2 separate regions of the Mus musculus genome follow, and region 1 is linked to region 2. Evidence: chromatin loops called from intact Hi-C (ENCODE). Cell type or tissue: left cerebral cortex. All regions are shown on one strand. Links, peaks and the distances in the headings refer to the core of each region. The heading gives the core; the rest is flanking DNA.

Evidence for each region. A loop is a pair of places that touch in the nucleus more often than their neighbours do. Peaks named below come from ENCODE experiments on the same cell type or tissue, not always from the same donor. Only the 100,000 strongest peaks of a DNase experiment are listed, where the experiment ranks them.
Region 1: it touches region 2 in a loop (5-fold over the local background); 2 of 42 quality-filtered maps call a loop at or near these places.

The regions. Positions count from the first base shown.
Region 1 is chr4:25,194,429-25,203,965 of GRCm38, reverse strand. Fhl5 (four and a half LIM domains 5) reads left to right here. Exons shown (of 7, transcript NM_001379528.1): 7 at 3,825-4,059. The coding sequence ends at 3,988. Among named protein-coding and RNA genes, the nearest start is that of Fhl5, 44 kb to the left of the region's middle. In left cerebral cortex, for the core only: a CTCF peak has its summit at 4,234; no DNase peak of the experiment used is centred there.
Region 2 is chr4:26,489,059-26,498,595 of GRCm38, reverse strand. No RefSeq gene overlaps it. Among named protein-coding and RNA genes, the nearest start is that of Manea, 150 kb to the right of the region's middle. In left cerebral cortex, for the core only: a CTCF peak has its summit at 4,123; no DNase peak of the experiment used is centred there.

The sequences.
Region 1 (9,537 bases), core at 1,077-9,076, 1.3 Mb after region 2:
GTCAAGTACAGCAGTTGTGTTGTAGCTGGAACTGTTGGGGCTGGGTTCCACACCATCTCTACATTTTGTCCAATTGTAGTTTTCTGGAATGGTCTCCATTTGCTATAAAGAGAAGGTTTTTTGATGAGAGATGAGAGCCACACTTATTTGGGAGTATAAGTATCTCTCCTCTTTTAAGATGCCCACTACCTCTTGAGATATCTGAGCTAGATGAAGCAGCTTGATGTGAAGGAAGTACTCTAAACTTGACATTACAGGACCTTGCTTCTGCCTGAGTTGCTGACTACTGTGTGACTATTGGTAAATAGCTTCCCCTGGAGACCCACACTCACCATCACTACACAGTGAGCCAGAAAAGAACCACATAATACCTTCTCTCCCATTCTTTTAATTTAGAGAAAATAGAGCTTCTTATTTATTTATTTATTTATTTATTTATTTATTTATTTATTTAATGTATGTGAGTACACCGCTGCTGTCTTCAGACACACCAGAAGAGGGCATCCGATCCCATTACAGATGGTTGTCAGCCACCATGCGGTTGCTGGGAATTGAACTCAGGACCTCTAGAAGTGCAGTCAGTGCTCTTTACCACTGAGCCGTCTCTCCAGCCGAAAACAGAGTTTCAAGCACTAAGTTTCTACAGAAAGAAGCACTAATGTGCTCAGTTATGCTTACACAAAGATAACGTTAGCTTAGTGAAGTTAGTATCATAGGCTGCAAAGCCAGACTGCAGAACCAGAGACAGATCTTCCCAGCTTAAGTGACTGGCTGCACTTTTCTGTTCCTTAGTATTTACCTACAAATTGAATGTGATGCTCGTATTTACTCTATGAAGGTTAAACAAGGGCTCTATACACGTGTTGGGACTTAGGCTGGAGAGTGACAAACTCCAGAACTCGACAAATGCTATCTTATATTTTATTGGCTTATCAGGTGCAAAGGAAGCCAGTTGAAATAGGTGTCAACAATTTCTTGTTCCCTTTCTTTCTTTCTTCCTTCCTTCCTTCCTTCCTTCCTTCCTTCCTTCCTTCCTTCCTTCCTTTCTTTCTTTCTTTCTTTCTTTCTTTCTTTCTTTCTTTCTTTCTTTCTTTCTTTCTTTCTTTTTTTGAGATGGGGTCTCAATATGTAGCTCTGGCTACCCACAGATACTCAGATATATACTACTCAATATGTAGACTAGGCTGCTAGACTCCCATAGATCTGCCTGCCTCTGCCCGCCAAATCCTAGGATTAAAGATGGGCACTGCCACATCCAGCAGCAGGTATGATTGCTAAAAAGAGTTACTGCAAATGACCCTGGTGACCTAAAGAAGTAAACACAACCAAATTTGAAACAATTTGCAAAATCCTCAAGGGTTGAACTATGCCTTAGAATCCTACTGCTAGATGTCTCAATTTTTCTTCCTTGTAAAAGTTTATGGCTACTTTTACATTTGTCACTTGAACATGGTTTGACAATATAATTGAGAATAACTCAGAAGTTTCAATGTCCTACACATTCAATAATTAGTTCTTTGAGAGAGATTATTTATGTATCCACAGAACCTTACTCTTACAGTTAACTTATGAAAGCTTTAATTAATTGGCATACATCTTAGTTAGGGTTTCTATTGCTGTGATAAAACACCATGGCCAAAACAGCAAGTTGGAGGAAATGAAAGCAAAAGCAAATGGGAAGGAAGGCTTATACTTCTATATTACTTCCATATCCATCAGTGAAAACTTCCATATCGTCATTCATCACTGAAGGAAGTCAGGACAGGAACTCAGATGGCAGGAACCCTGGAGGCAGGAGCTGATGCAAAGTCCTCAGAGGGATGCTGCTTACTGGCTTGCTCCCCATTGCTTGCTTAGCCTAATTTTTTTTAATAGAACCCAGAAAGACCAGCCCAGGAATGCTGCCCCCAATTACTAATTAAGAAAATTCCCTAGAGGCTTTCCAACAGCTAGATCTTATGGAGGCATTTTCTCAGTTGAGGCTCTCTCCTCTCTGACTACTCTAACTTGTGTCAAGTTGATAGAAAAACTAGTCAGTATAGTATACTACTAGTTTACTCTTATTGTAAGATAATGATAGGACTATCACAGATAAATAAGATACATGTTTAATAAAGAAAAGAAAATCATATCTGAGTGAAAAAAATAAAAACAAAAGGAAAAGAGTATGGTGGAGGAGAAAAGTATATTGTAGATGAAAGGGAGAGCATAGCCAGAGACAGACACATCATGGAGAGTCCTAAATGGTCATGGGCCATGTGAGGAGAAAGGAGGAGGGGACAGAGAGGATCCAAATACAGCAGCCAGGAGGCCAAAGGTACAAAAGGAGCAAGAAACCAAAATGCCTGAATTATATAGGGAAGAGCCCCTGGGGAAAGGCCAGCCCAGCACCTGTGGTAGAAAGTTTAGGATGGGGGCCAGGTATGCCAGCCATACCCTATATAGATAAGGACTGAGGGATGCTGGGAAAATCTGGGAGCCAGGGCCCCTTTGATATAAGTAAGCACCTCGACCATTTGTCCCAGGTTTGAAACTTAACAGGATCTTAATTTCTTTATGAACTAACCTCTGTGTAAAGATATAGAGATGGCTCAGTGGTTAAGAGCACTCGCTGCTTAATCACAAAGACCAGAGTTCAAGTCCTAGCATCCATGTTATTAGTTCACCACCACCTATGAATGCAGCTCCAATAGATCCTACACCTTTGTCTGGCATCCTCAGACACCTGTACACACATGTGTACAAACACGCAGACACAAATACAAACATTTTTATATGAAAAGGTTAAAAAAAACTCCATTATCATTTTCAGAGAACTTACATGAAGTAGATTAATATTCGCACTTGTGCTTCATCATATCATAAGAGAATTAGCTAATGCATGTGAATCAGCAAAGGAAACATTTTTGTCACTCCATAAGTCATAAGCAAGTCACCAGAAACCCATGATGTGAACATTACTTGGAGAGAATTGTCAAAGGAAATAAATATCCAACCTGTAACATTCCAATCACTTCCCAACTTCTAGAACTTTCCTTTCTCCCTACAACTACTTGACATGAGTTTGTTGAGATGTAAGTTAAGATTATATTAGACAGACGGGTCGGTGTTTCAGTGAGTGCTTTAAAAACTAATTTAGCTTAAGCAAAGTCAAAGTTGTGATGGAGGTTGAAGGCCATTTTGGAACTCATCTCTGAATAAAGTGACCAGGTATCTAGAGTGAGGAGACTCCTCCACTCACATTTACATTCCGAGCCAAAGCTGTCGCAGGACAAAGTACTATAACTGTTACTATAGAATAGCTCTAGGATAGTCTGGAAGACATTCTCTGCGCCTCAATCCTCCCAAAATAGGACTTGTTCCAAGTAAAGTTAGCATGGAAAAATGAGAAGGAAAGTCACTAAAAAAATAACAGAAGTATACATTCCTTTCATTGTATTTTCTATTGGCAGTGAAGAAAACTTGATCACATGAAGAGGGGGACAAAATACATTTCTGTTTGGGTTCTGTGGGCTTCCACATTCCCGCTGTGCTGTAACTTCCTAACTATCAGGCACAGTTTTTATTTGCCTCTTCCCCAAAAGAATCATTTAAAAGCACACAGCCAGATCATTTTACCTGCTTAGATTACAGCAGAACTGAGTTAGGAATCTTGTGTGGCTGAAATGCTCTGTTGAGCATGAGGCCAGAGAGCCACACCCTGTGGAGTTACTCGGGTCTACATTGTCTGGCTCTCTCTATGCAGTAGTTTCTAGAGGTTTTGCCAACTTCCCAATTTGGTTATTGAAAGAATGAGTTACTCTTTATCTCCAATTCCTTTACAGGCCTCAGAGGTGCCAAGTTCATCTGCTTTCAAGACCGCCAGTGGCACAGTGAGTGCTTCAACTGCGGAAAGTGCTCGGTCTCCTTGGTGGGTGAAGGATTCTTGACCCATAACATGGAAATCTTATGCCGCAAGTGTGGCTCCGGGGCAGACACTGACGCTTAGAAAGAGACAAGTCTTTCACCATCTGAAATCTGCTTTGCCCTTGCTCTCACTAAATCTGGAACTTAGTGGCACTAATTTTTTTTATTTGTATTTTAGAAAGTAGTTTAGTGTGGGGTACATAGCATAAGAGGTTTAGCACGCTTTATAATTGAACTCTATAATAAGAAACACACAAAAACCACAGTCCAATGGAAATGAAGTACTAAGCCTCAAACCTATATCTCCTTGCAAAATACTGCACTCTACTGTTTGAATGAGGATTATACTTTTTTAAAGCATATTTCCTATACTTAGTGATTATGAATATTCCTGCTGACGGACATGTTTTCAAACTTCAGAAGGAAAATAACAAGATCCAACTGAGAAGTACACGAGAGACAAATGTTTGCATTGTTAGCTGGTTGGTTATATCTAACATGAGATTGAATATGAATGGCAGGAGAACTAGATTTATGGGAAAATCAATTAGCAATCATCACATTTTAGGATCTTTCTTTCAGAATGACTTAGAATCATTCTTTGTTCACAAGAACTGAATGAGAGTTGAAAAAAATGTGGATTTTCCTCATATATACATTATCCACCACCAGTGGCCCCTTAGTCAATAGAATTAGACAATTATAGTACCTTTATAGTTAAGTACAAAGGGCATCATCTCTACCTAGGGAAAGTCAAGCATGGATTTTGACACATTTTATATTAATTGTATTTTCCAGGCCCACAATGGCTTTTCTAAATGCTTACAGATTCTAAGTAAATCTAACCAAAATAATTGTTCTCCCCAAAAGCAAAACTTGAGAGTAAATAGATGATTAAATTTTCACTTATAAAAATTAATGTTAGGGAATCAGCTCAATGTTAGAACACGGATTTCATCCAGACATCTAAGGCATAATAGAATGTATGATTATTTCTAAACTTCACACATTTTGCCTTCAAAAATTACATAGATGATTAATGGTCAAATGTAAAAATGGTATTTAAAGAAAGCTAGTAAAAGTAATAATTTAAAAATAATAATTCACTGCTGGTTATTCAGGACCTGCAAATAAGCACAGTGCAAGATCTCCATCGTTCCAGTCTCCCCAGGTGATGCTTGCACCTCCCACCTGCCCCAAAGCCAACAACCCCAGGGCTCTGGTCTGCTGCATGCCCAGGACTTCCAAACACTCAAAACCAGCCCACAAATCAACATTTATTCTATCACACAGGATATTTAGTGGGGATTCTGCCATCATACAAACAACCTTTGTTTCAAACACCAATTGATCACAGCCCTCTCTAGCCTAGGACAACCAGAAATCAGTTTCTTCTCTAAGGGTTCTATCATCATGCTTGGTTACAAGAGCTCATGTGTAGAAAGTTCAGGAGAAAAACTCTCCCAGATGTAGCAATATGTTGAGCTTCAGACTCAATATGTTGAGTGCAAAAGCTTTAAACGTTAAGATTCTAAGTCTAGTAGAACAAAAGCCTATGACATTGGTGAAAATTACAATGGCTATTGCATCGGTTAAAGTAGTGTAAGATATGAGGGATGTTCAAAAAATGTTAAAGACTCCAAGAAACTAATAGAATGCCAGGCCACACATAAAATTTGAAAGACACAATTATCCTTACTTGAATTAGCAATGGCCAAGATATTTTCTCATATTAACATTATAATACGCAGACGAATCAGTATTTTTTTTTGCATTAAATGAAATTGCACAGATAGCACTAAACATGCTGACTGTTCTGGGATCTAGAAAATAATAATACTGCATTTACTTCTTTAGAAAACTAAGTTCTTCAAAACTTATATTGATGTACAAGATATGGCATTGTCTCCATTAGCCAATTATAGATAAACACATAGCATATGATGTTTTCTGGTTAAACAATTTGAAATATTAGGTATTTGTTGTGGCATGTGGAGATTGCATTTAATTTTTTAATGGTAATGAAAATCAAACCCTGGACCTAACACATGCTGTGCAAGAACTCTACCACTGGGACACATCTTCTATATTTATCTTAACAATTAAATGTATAAAATTACTTGCTAGATAAACATATTATTATCATATTTTAAGTATAGTTCATAAGTATATAGAAATAATTATGTATTTTAACATTGCTTAGTCACCAAATATATAGCATATATGTGCTGCCCAGAAATACATGTCATGTTTCTGGGACTTTGAGTTGGGAGGAGGACAGATTCAGGTTCAAATATTGGAGGTGTCCCTTGCAAAGAACCCTTCCCCGATGCTTAAGGAAAGTGTCCCTGTAGAGACAGCATTCATATGCAAAAAAAGAAGAAAGACTTCTTCACAGTGACCCACACAAAGATGGCTGTGGAAAGCATGGATAATTTATTTGATTTATAAACAGGAAAGTTCTCTTAACTGACATATTCAAAAGTGGAATAGGTTGCCTCAGTAACCAGTGGTCATCCACAATGCAGGGGGACATCTACAAGGGCAGGGAAATAGTCAGAATCAAGTCTCTCACCAGATGGCTTGACAGCTGCCAAGACACTGCTATAGTGCATGGAGAAATGCTGCAACTGAAAGTCAGAGGAAAGGAGAAAGTTAACTGACAGGACAAAGGGTGCAAATGTATAGAACAGGCCATGGAAGTTACCAGCATTCGTGGTTAGGACTGAAAAGGGCAGTTAGGACAGTAAGTCACCAGCATTCGTGGTTAGGACTGAAAAAGGCAGTTAGGACAGTGTTCAAAGACAGTTATGCCAGCATGTATACTGTGGGGCAGAGGACCAGAGTAGAGTGGGCAGGAGTTGAATAGTTGGATTTCCTATGCTCACCATGTGCATGGGTTAGTGGCTGCAACAGTGAGAGAGCAAGCAACAGGAAGTTGGGTCTAGAGGTGTGTTTGATGACGTAGGTGAGCATACATATGAAAGTGACAAGATAGAAATGACGCTGATAAAACAGGATTTTGCCCTTCAAGTAAAATGGGTAGGATTCTCAAGGGTTCAAGTCTGAATTAACAAAAGCGTGAAAAACCTTGACTGAGACAAATTAGCCCGAGTGGGGAACTGAGACATGATCATATCATAATCATGGATTCAAAACTCAGTCATGATCATTTTAGGAACGAGACCACATTATAGGCTGCAGTAAAAGAGATCAGTCAGGGTGAAAAATGTGTGCCTCTGAGCACAAAAGACCTTCATTAAAAAACCACCACAAAATGCCAACATGAAAAATCAGCCTCAAAGCATTTTTGATGTTAGCAATATCACTTTTTAATGTAAGAGTAAAAATACTTTTTAAAGTACTTGACATACTGACATAGTTCATGTGTTAAATTTAAAAATGAACTTTATACTATGATATGGTTATATTTAACTGAGCATATAAATTATTCTCTAATGCTTTTATAGATGTTTTGCATCTGTAGCTGCCACAATACAGCTTTTTGTTTTACAAATGGTGTTTTTTTCTGAAGCTTCTTATAGTGAACAAATATATCCTGCACATGGTAGATATTTTTGAAATGGATTTGGAAATTTATTTTTTACATTATCTGTGCTGTAAACACAACAGATAAAGAATAACTTCTTTTCCATTTCTACTTCTATTTCATGCATCTTCCTTATCATTTTTATAATAGATAAATTACTACACTTGGGAATCATCTCAAGCCACTAATAGGAAAATACCTTAACTAAATATTGATCCAAACAGAATGCCTTTATTAGTAGTAAATAACCTTTGTCCTGACATTTTTATAGTGGTCAGATTTAAATAAATTAAGTATTTTTTATTTCTAAGTACTATCTCTGAGATCAGGAAAATAGCTCACTTTAGAAAGATATTCCCACCATAACTCAGACTATTTTTACTATATTCCACTTATTTTTGTCTGAGTTAGAGGAATTGTTAAAACTCTTGGTAGTTTTAAGCTCTTGTTTATTTTATTGAAATTAAGGCTTTTGTATCCACAAAGCTTTCCCAAATCCACACTGTTTCATTCTGTAATTACTTTAGGCAATATTTTTTTAAAATGTTTGAACCAAATAAATATTTGGAAAAATAAAGGTTGCTATTATTATTTTTAATGACTTTTGAGAAGTCATGTTATTTATATGTACACATGAAAGTTAAAATTAATGACCTTGTGTCTTCAAGTATTGTTTCTTCTATTAGAGTCAATCTATCACTAGATATTCCCTTCATCCTGAACATTTCCCTGAAGGAACATTAAACCTTTAGTTCTCATTAAACTACCAGTTGTCATTAAACTAGGAACATGTCATATAGCCTCACCATCAAGAAATGTCTGGGGGCTGCTGACGGCTCAGCAGTTAAAAGCACATACTACTGTTGGAGAGGACCCCACAGTCCGGGTGCCTCATACTGGTCCAGTTGCTCATCAGCTTATCCAGCTCCAAGGGGATCCAGAGTCTCTAAGCTCTGCAGACATTTTCATGAGCATGCACACACGCATGTACCCACACAATGAAGTTCACCTGAGAACACAGCAAGACCTGTTTCAAATGAGGAAAGCACCGTCTCAAAACACTGAGTCTTTCACACGATCCCTATCAGGACTTGAGACAGTATACTTCAAGAGCAGGTGTAAACTCAGAACTCAGAAATTACTAAATCTGAACTTTATATAAATTATATATTATCAACATAACAGAACGATTCCATGGGAGAAGAAATGAGAATCTTCATTTGAGCCATACAAATGGTTCAAATTTCTTCTCAGTGGGAAGAATAGTTAAGACTCTTAGTGTTTCAAGATCTTATTTATTATATTAAAAGCAATGTTATATGGATAACACAAAACTGTATGAAACTTTGTCTAATCCCCACTTTTAAGAGAGCATAGAAATACACTTCCTCAACTGGTCACTCATGTGCATCCTTAGATGGCCCCAAAGTGCATCCAGAAATAGAGACATTCTTTATTAGAATTAGAACAAGTCTGACTTTACCTGATTGACTAGCTGTAGGGTCAGGTATACTCGGGAATAATGGAGGTAGGGAGGTTATTAATTCTAAAATTGGAAATCAGAATGGGAAAATCAAAGAAACACAAAAGGAACAGGCTCAGAGTTTAAGTGTATTAAAGAAAGAACAAAGATTGTGTGTTTTTTAGCCACAGGATGGGATACATCTACGGTTGGGAAAATAAACAGCATACTCTGATAGAACTATACTCCACATCAGAGGAAATAAGAGTATTTTGCTAACAAATTTTCCCAGCAATGGCCACGAACTTATTGGTTAGATGTCTATAAAAGGTTGTTTGGCCAAATAATATTGGTGAGCTCAACAGACATTCACCCAGTGACACAGTGTCATTACAAGCTACTCCTATCTTATTCAGAAAGGAAAATCTAATGTAGTGTGTGAAAAGAATAATACTTGTAGCTTTGATTTTTAAGTCAATTTTAAACAATGGTTCTTAAACGCTTTAGCCCCTCTTTTCCCTCCAGAGGTAGTAGAAAAGAAAGGATCTGGGGAAATGGACCTGTTTAGAAATTGTTCTTTGAAGTAACTCCCATCTGTGTTGTCCAGAAATCTATAATT
Region 2 (9,537 bases), core at 846-8,845:
TTTAATGTCTTTGATTTGTGTCCCAATTATTTTGTAATACTCAGGACCTGCTTGATAGGGTTGCTGGACTCTAGTTGAGACATATTGTCCTGGCTGTTAATTAATTTACACTGCTGTCTATGCATCTCTGCTTGGAAAATGAACATCTGGTCATATCATTATTGGGTGGATATTTCTGTTCCTTAGTTTCTGTTTCCTCTCTGGTTCTAAGAAGTGTGTTGTGCCTGTGTGTTGTATATAGGAAAATGTTATGAGGCTTAATAAGTGCTGTCACTAGACATTATAGATAAAATAAAGTTCTTGGTATTTGGATCTGAGTTTTAGGATTATGGATAGACTGAACCAATTGCGGAGTTTCACAAGTAGAAAGAAAGATGGGTGTTCTGGTTAGTAAAACCCCTTGGAATGAACACAGCGAGTGAGGAGTATGTACAGCAGGTGGTCTTCTTGAGAGCTAGAGATGAAGCTATGCCAAGGGTCAGCCACAGTGGGGGTTTCTTCTTTCTTATCCATTCTTCTTGAGGCAGCAGAGGCGGGGGCGGGGGGAGCATCTGCAGAGGGTAAGACGTTGTCTTATAAGGTATTTAGGGTTGCTGTATAATAAAAAGTTTACTTATCTAAGTCTAAGTCACCTGCTACTGTACCTGACCTGCCTTCTTTGTTCCTCTTTGGCCAGAAACTGCAGTTAGTACCTCATCCTAAAACAGCAGGAGATTAAGTAAAGGGTGAATACTAGAGGCTTTTCTGTTTTGTATAGATGCCTCTTACTTTATTTATACTATTATCACAATTCTCCTGAGATTACAGGAATACATTTCAGTAAATTGCCAAGTCACTTTGCCTTTGATAGTTACAATGGTATATATAGAATTGTGGCTTTTAATCATGTACTTGGCAATTAATTATTCATCCATCTTGTTTCAACAACTCTTATTTATAGCTGTAAATTTTATTAACTTCCCCATTCTTTCACTTTTTTGATTTTAGATTGTAAGTTCATCAGATAATATTACACAGTAGAGGACAGACTGCCTAGGAGGACAGGAAAATGGGATTTCATTTTTAACCTGTCGCTAAGGAAAGGCTCATGCTACAGAGTGCTGTTTCCATGGGTAATAGGTCCACCATTCCTCATGTGAGGATGTTAAAGCAAAATTAGTTCAGATTCCTTTAAAAGTTACTTAAAACAGCAATCTGTTTCTCTTAGAGTTTCAGTTATGTTTAACTGTATCGAAAGCAACTTTATCCCTGTTCATTTTTTTCACTTATAGTCAAAGCAAAGAACGTTTGCCACTACTTTCTTTAGATACCACCCTGTAATAAGATATAAAGAACATCAGAAAGAAAACTTTCTATCAGGGAGAGAAGCTCCTGAAGACACAGGATCACTACACAGAGTAGAAAGGACAGGTTCTTCTAAGAGGAGGAAAAAGAAAAAAAGAAACTCATTAAGCTCAAGAATGAATAACAATTAAAATCAGGAAATCTCTGAAACAGACTCACTTCTCCCTTTCTAAGAAGATACAAGCAGTAAAGACAGCTAAGAATCTCTCCCCGATAAGACAATGTATAAAAGTGACTTTTATTTGCCTGTTTTAATTGTTCCCTCTGAGGCTTACTGCCTCCGTCTGCTAACCTACCCCCTAGTCCTGGAAGTGTCTAGCCTCCACACAATCCAATATAGACCTAGACTGATTTGAGTCTCTGAGACTTACTGCTACGTAAGCTCACCCGTTCACAGTTCTTTCTGATCTCTGCCTAGCAGATTCAACTCAGCTCTTCTGGCTCAAACTCTCCAGGCTCCACAGTCAGTCAATTCAGTTTCTTACTGAATTGCACTGCATAGCTTCACACTAACTATGACAATCTGATCTAATAGTCTGGTTCCTTGTCATTCACGGGCTCATTCTATCTTAACCTGTGTCTGGATTGTTCTCTCTTCAACAGGTCTCTGCCAAGCTCTCCCAGTAAAGCTGCCTTCTCCCTTGCTGCTGCCTTAAGTAGCTGCGCTCTCTGCTCTTTCTTTGCACTGCTCCCTCTTAAGCTTCCCTTTCTTGTCTCTTCTTGCGAGAGTTGGGCATAGCCTAATCTGTCCGATCTTTCTCTGATTTGTCACTTTGTCTGCCACCCAATTAGACATCGCTTTCAAATATGGATGCTTTGTTCTACAAACTAACTCTACCTTCACTCTTTGGAATTTGTACTAAGGGTATGTTGGTATTCAAGCCAGGGGAAATCAAAGGGGTCTGCTAAGGCTGAGCCATACCACAAATAGAAACAGCTTTTGTCAGTAACTAAAACTATCTCAGGGTTCTCAGTGTGATCAATTATTCTAGAACAAGCTGCTACAAACTCTGAGACAAGTCAAACTCTTTGCTACCTTAACATTTTTTTTTTTGAAACATAGTACTCAACTGTTGTAACATCAACAAAAGAACCTCTAGTCATGGTGTATATTTAGGATTTCTTCAAAAACCTCTAGTCATTTGGGAATCAATGACAGGAAGATCAGGAGATCAAGGTCATCCAAAGCTACATAGAAAATTTAATCCCATGCTGGGTTTCAAAAGATATGCCTCAAAATAAATAAGCAGCAGCAACAACAGCAGCAGTAGCAGCAGCAGCAACAACAACAGCAATAACAGCAACAACAACAACAACAACAAAGCAAAAGCATTTCTTAACACCATAGATGAATATTTGTTCATATTATATTGGAAAAAACACTTGTATAAATTTGATAAGAAATTCTTGCAAAAACAAATCATTTCTCTGGGCTGAGGTGTTGGGTCTGCCATCAAGAATGTTCTTGTTTCCTCCATTGTTCCTCAGAAAATTGGACATAGTACTACCAAAAGATCCAGCAATACCTCTCCTGGATATATACCCAGAAGATGTTCCATCTGTTAATAAGGACACATGCTCCATCATGTTCGCAGGAGCCCTATTTATAATAGCCAGAAGCTGGAAAAAATCCAGATGTCCCTCAACAGAGGAATGGATACAGTCATCTACTGGATGGAACACACAGCCCCCAGTGGAAGAGTTGTACATTTACACAATGGAGTGCTACTCAACTATTAAAAACAATTAATTTATGAAAGTCTTGGGCAAATGGATGTATCTCGAGGATATCATCCTTAGTGAGGTAACCCAATCACAAAAGAACTCAATTGATATGCACTCACTGATGAGTGGATATTAGCCCAGGAACTTAGAATACCCAAGATACAATTTGCAAAACACAAGTAAATCAACAAGAGGGAAGACAAACATGTGGATACTTCATTCCTCCTTAGAATAGGGAACAAAATACCCATGAAAAGAGTTACAGAGCAAAGTTTGGAGCTAAGATGAAAGGATGGACTATCCAGAGACTACCCCACCTGGGGATCCATCCCATAATCAACCACCAAACCCAGACACTATTGCATATGCCAGCAATATTTTGCTGAAGGGACCCTGACATAGCTGTCTCTTCTGAGGTTATGCCAGTGCCTGGAAAATACAGAAGTGGATGCTCACAATCATATTGGATGGAACACAGGGCCCCCAATGGAGAAGCTAGAGAAAGCAGCCAAGGAGCTGAGGGAGTATGCAAATTCTATAGGTGGAACAACAATACAAACTGAGCAGTACCCCCAGAGCTCATATCTCTAGCTGCATAGGTAGCAGAAGATGGCCTAGTCGGCCATCAGTGTGAAGAGAGGCCCCTTGGCATTGAAAACTTTATATGCCCCAGTACAGGGGAACGTCAAAGCCAAGAAGTCGGAGTGGGTGGGTAGGAGAACAGGGAGTGGGGAGGGTATAAGGAACTTTCAGGACAGCATTTAAAATATAAATAAAGAAAATATCTAATAAAAATTGTAATAAAACAAAAAAAAAATAGAAAAAATAAAGGAATGTTCCTGCTTCTGTGGAGGACAAGCACTCAGTTGCCAGGCCCTACAATGAGCAGCTACAACTGCCTGAAACTCCAGTGACTGGAATTGTCAAATGCCACCAGCAGTTGTACCCTCATGCACATACTCCCATACAAAAACATGCAGGCCCACACATTAAGTTAAAAATAAAACAATAAACAAAAATTCATTGCCCACTAAGCATCTGTAGTTCTTAATATCTCCACAGTGAGGCAGCACCCTCCAATAAATTAAAATTCAAACTCTGAAAAAAATTCTTTAAACACAACAAATAATGACACTTTCACCACAGTTTTCTTGGAATGCTGATGAGGATATGGATGGGTTTGTTGTTGTTGTTGTTGTTTTGTTTTGTTTTGTTTTTGTTTTGTTTTATTATTAGATTTTTTCTTCATTTACAATTCAAATGCTATCCCAAAAGTCCCTTATACCCTCCCCCCAACCTGCTCTCCAACCCACCCACTCCTGCTTCCTGGCCCTGGTATTTCCCTGTATTGGGGCATATAATCTTTGCAAGACCAAGGGCCCCTCCTCCCAATGATGGCCGAATAGTCCATCTTTTGCTACATATGCAGCTAGAGACAGGAGCTCAGGGGGTACTGGTTAGTTCATATTGTTGTTCCTCCTGTAGGGTGGCAGACCCCTTCAGCTCCTTGGGTACTTTCCCTAGCTCTTCCACTGGGGGCTGTTTGTTCCATCCAGTAGATGACTGTGAGCTTCCACTTCTGTATTTGCCAGGCATTGGCATACACTCACAAGAGTCAGCTATATCAGGGCCTATCAGCAAAATCTTGCTGGTATATGCAATAGTGTCTGTGTTTGGTGGTTGATTATGGTATGGATCCCCAGATAGGGTAGTCTCTGCACGATCGTTCCTTCTGTCTCATCTCAAAACTTTGTCTCTGTAACTCCTTACATTGGTATTTTGTGCCCCATTCTAAGGAGAAATGAAGTATCCACACATTGGTCTTCCTTCTTCTTGAGTTTCATGTGTTTTGCAAATTGTATCTTGGGTATTCTAAGTTTCTGGGCTAATATACGCTTCTCAGTGAGTGCATATCATGTGTGGTCTTTTGTGACTGGGATCTCACTCAGGATGATATCCTACAGATCCATCCATTTGCCTAATAATTTCATAAATTTATTGATTTTAATAGCTGAGTACTACTCCATTGTGTAAATGTACCACATTTTCTGTATCCATTCCTCTGTTGAGGGACATCTGGGTTCTTTCCAGCTTCTGGCTATTATAAATAAGGCTGCTATGAACATAGTGGAGCATGTGTCCTTCTTACCAGTTGGAACATCTCCTGGGTATATGCCTAGGAGAAGTATTGCTGGATCTTTTGGTAGTACTATGTCCAATTTTCTGAGGAACCATGAGACTGATTTCCAGAGTTGTACCAGCTTGCAATCCCACCAACAATGGTGGAGTGTGCCTCTTTCTCCACATCCTCACCTGCATCTGCTGTCACCATTCTGACTTGTGTGAGGTGGAATCTTGTTTTAATTTGCAGTTCCCTGGTGATTAAGGATGTTGAACATTTTTTCCAGTGCTTCTCAGCCATTCGGTATTCCTCAGTTGAGAATTCTTTGTTTAGCTTTATACCCTTCTTTTTAATAGGGTTATTTGATTTTCTCGAGTCTAGCTTCTTGATTTATTTATATATATTGGATATTAGTCCCCTTTTGGATTTAGGATTGGTAAAGATCCTTTCCCAATCTGGTGGTGGCCTTTTTGTCTTATTGACAGTGTCTTTTGCCCTACAGAAACTTTGCAATTTTATGAGGTCCCATTTGTTGATTCTAGATCTTAGAGCACAAGCCATTGCTGTTCTGTTCAGGAATTTTTCCCCTGTGCCCATATCTTCAAGGCTTTTCCCTACTTTCTCCTCTATAAGTTTCAGTGTCTCTGATTTTATTTTAATAAAAAATAAGTAATAAACATTGTCTCTTTTGCTATACTTTATTATGTTTTAATATCTTATAAATGCCATGGTAATGATCACCATTACTGTCATTATTATAATTGTTTTATGGAGAAATTTACACAAAATTGGCTAATATCAGTATTCATGAGGAGATTATTATGACAAACATTCCAAGTCCAAGTGTTTTTAATTCTGTATATTTTTTATTCAGATTACAGTTTGAAACCTGCTATCATAAATCACTCTTTCCCATGTGTAACTTCAATAATACAGGAGATGTACACTTGTTTCTACTATTCCACATTTGATTTATATTTGACTAGCAAGCATCAAACCAAACTAGAAGGAATATTGTCCAGTACATGGAAATTATCAGGTTCAATCATAGAAGTGTCATCCTTAGCTTCCATGGATTAAGGTGCCTGCTGCACACTTTTAAATGGTTTCTTTTAAATGTAATGTCTTTTCTTTTTAAGGAATCATCTATCAGTCTGATTTACCGGCTGCCTAAAACATACAAATATGTACTTTTTTTTAAAAGAACCATGTTATTAGGACAATTATGTGTGCTCTTAGTACAATATCAAGATGTGATTCAAAGAGTACTGATTCAGAGACCTGAAGTCTGCATTCTTACTCTGTTCCTTAAGACTCATCATAAAGCACATGTCGAGAGGAGATAATTTCTGTGTAATAGAAATATGAGATAATTTCTGTACTAGGTGAACTGAATGAATTTGTTTTGCATGGATTCCATTTATTCTGCTCTATCTGATGCTACAGTTCTCCTGCATGCATGAATACAGGTAGAACACGCTCCCAAGGTGAGCAAAGAATAGCTCCGTTCAACAGACAGCAAAGCGAGTTGAACTGAAGGACTGATGGAATGCTGATCACCCCAGGGTCAGGACAGCTTCCTGAGGAAAGTAGAATTTACATTGCATGCACTCCAGAATTTTTCTATTTTAACAAGTCCCCCAACACATATTTTTATTAGAGTCTCTCAGAATCTAGGGTAAAAGGAAATACCTACTAAAATCAATAACTATCCATAATGTCATTTGTGATAATTTAGAAAAACTGCACCATTCCTTTATAGAAAGAATCTAGCATGACTTAGAATATTTCTAGAAACTAAGAATTACGAAATGTCATGGCGATCTATTACATGTCTTTTGAAGAACTTTCTCTTTAAAAGATCCATCCTTTTTCATTAAATACCACAACTATAAAACTCTAAATACAGTCACATATTATTCCAAGATATTAATTAAATTAAAAGCCTCAAGTTTCGGTAGTTAATAAGGAATTAATTAATCAACTCTCTGTGCTCAGCACTGCTGTGCTCATTATATGCTAAAAGAAAAAGCAAAATATAATCACGTAATGATGCTACATGTTTTGAAAGAATGAGCCAGGGTTTTATTGCAGAAGTTATCCAGTATGAGTCTGATAAGAAAGAGTGGGAACTCACATTAGAAAAACAGTGTGACAAGCACTTAATGAGGAGACTCTTTAGAAAGACTTTAGAGATTTCAAGTTGACCACAAAAGCAAGCAAGCAGATGATATGGAATGACAGGGCTAGGGACATTGAGGATATATTCCATGTCTAACAAGAAGGAACAAGAGAAGAGATGATTCTTGAATGTGGCATGAATACTAGAATGCAATGCTCACCTACAAGAGCAATGTGGTTTGTTGGTTTGTTTGTTTGGAACACAATCAACTCAGTGGCTGTGTGGCAGGGAAGGAATAACTTTAATTAGTAATTGGTCTCTCCTGGAAATTTTGCATTCTAAAATATGACTGCAGTGTCAAAAATTTCAGCATAAGTCACAAAAGTTTCAATACAAGTCAGACATGATGCATATACTTATTAGCCAAGAACTTTTGAGACTGAGGCAAGAGGAAGAAGAGTTCAAGGTTACTGACATCCACACAGAGATGTTCCTTGACCAAAAGCTTCATTCTAAAATGGGGCATCTATCGAGCCTTCATAGGACCAAGGACCTCTCCTCCCATTGATGCCTGACAAGGTCATCATCTGCTACATATGCAGCTGGAGCTATGTGTACTCCATGGTTGATGGCTTAGTCCCTGGGAGCTCTGGGGTTTCTGGATGGTTGATATTGTTCTTCTTATAGGGTTGCAAACTGCTTCAACTCCTTCATTTATTTCTCTAACTCCTCTATTGGGGATCATGTGTTCAGTCCAATGGTTGGCTGTGTGTATCCACCACTGTATTTGTTAGACGCTGGCAGGGCCACTCGGGAGATAGCTATATAGCTCTTGTCAGCATGCACTTCTTGGCATCCACAATAGTGTCTGTCTTTTACAGTATATATTTTCTGCTTAGTTATAATATAGTTAAATTCCCTAACTAAATAATACTTTCAAATCCAAATTTAGGCCTATTATTAGGAATGGTTAAACAAGATCCATACATAACATTTATTGACATTATTCTTGTATGCATTCAAATATATTTTTAAAATTTACATCAAAGAAAAAACATATAAATTAGGAAATTCCATGTGGAAACTATTTAAGGAATAAGACATTTTTGAATATTCTATTTTTACTTAGTTATAAACACATATTTGTATATGCATATGCACATATTTGTATGCATATTGCGTGTGGGTATATGTCATATATGTATGTGCTTCCAGGGTGGTCAGAACAAAGTATCGGATTCCCTGGAGCTGCAGTTACAGTTTGTTACTATCCATGGCATGACTACTGAAATGCAAAATATGTCACCTGTAAAAATAGTGTGTCCTTGTAAACCCTGAACCATGCTCCCAGACATAAGGAACAATTTTTTTATTGCATATTAGTTATATACACTGACACATGAAGCTTATTCTATTTAACACTCCCTATAAATACACTAAATCAATTTATTCATTCTATATAAATATCTTGAGTTCCTACTACAAATAGAAGTATTGGTAGTTTCCATGTAAAATGATAAAAAATAATGTCTATAATCAGAAAGACATATGTTTATTAAAAACTGTAGACTGTGAAACTGTATTAAACCCACAATACTTTATTGGTACAAATGACAAACTTGAATCTTGTGAGTTCTCCATAGAAGAGATAGAAATAAAACTGCATAAAGAATGAGTGATGTTAAAAGTGCTTAGTACTTCTTAGTTAAGTTCATATAAATATCTGTTGTTTAGAGACACTATCCAGTAACCCAGAATTTGGTTATCATTTGCAAGGCCATAGATTCAGTCTCCAAACTGTAAAATACGAACAAATAGATAGATAGGTAGAGGATAGATAGATAGATAGATAGATAGATACCTTAGTATTCATGTATTAATTTTAATAATATTTGATCAAAATTTATAGGCAAAAAGATCAAATTATAGAAATACCATAAAAGCTTCAAAATAATATGCAGTAGTTTCTGTAAACATTTTCATCTGTCATCCATCTATGTTTATTTTCTAATTTAAAAGTAAAATATTATCACTTATCTATTTAAATTTGAGAGGGGAATATCTATGCAAAGAAATATGATACTTTTTATCAAAATAAATTAAATACAGGGCCTAATAGCAAAGATCAATCTGTAACTCCCACTGATATCATATCAACAACAGCATGTTCAATTATTAACCAAATCTCACCCTGACCTATAACATAGGTTATCATTAGGTTACC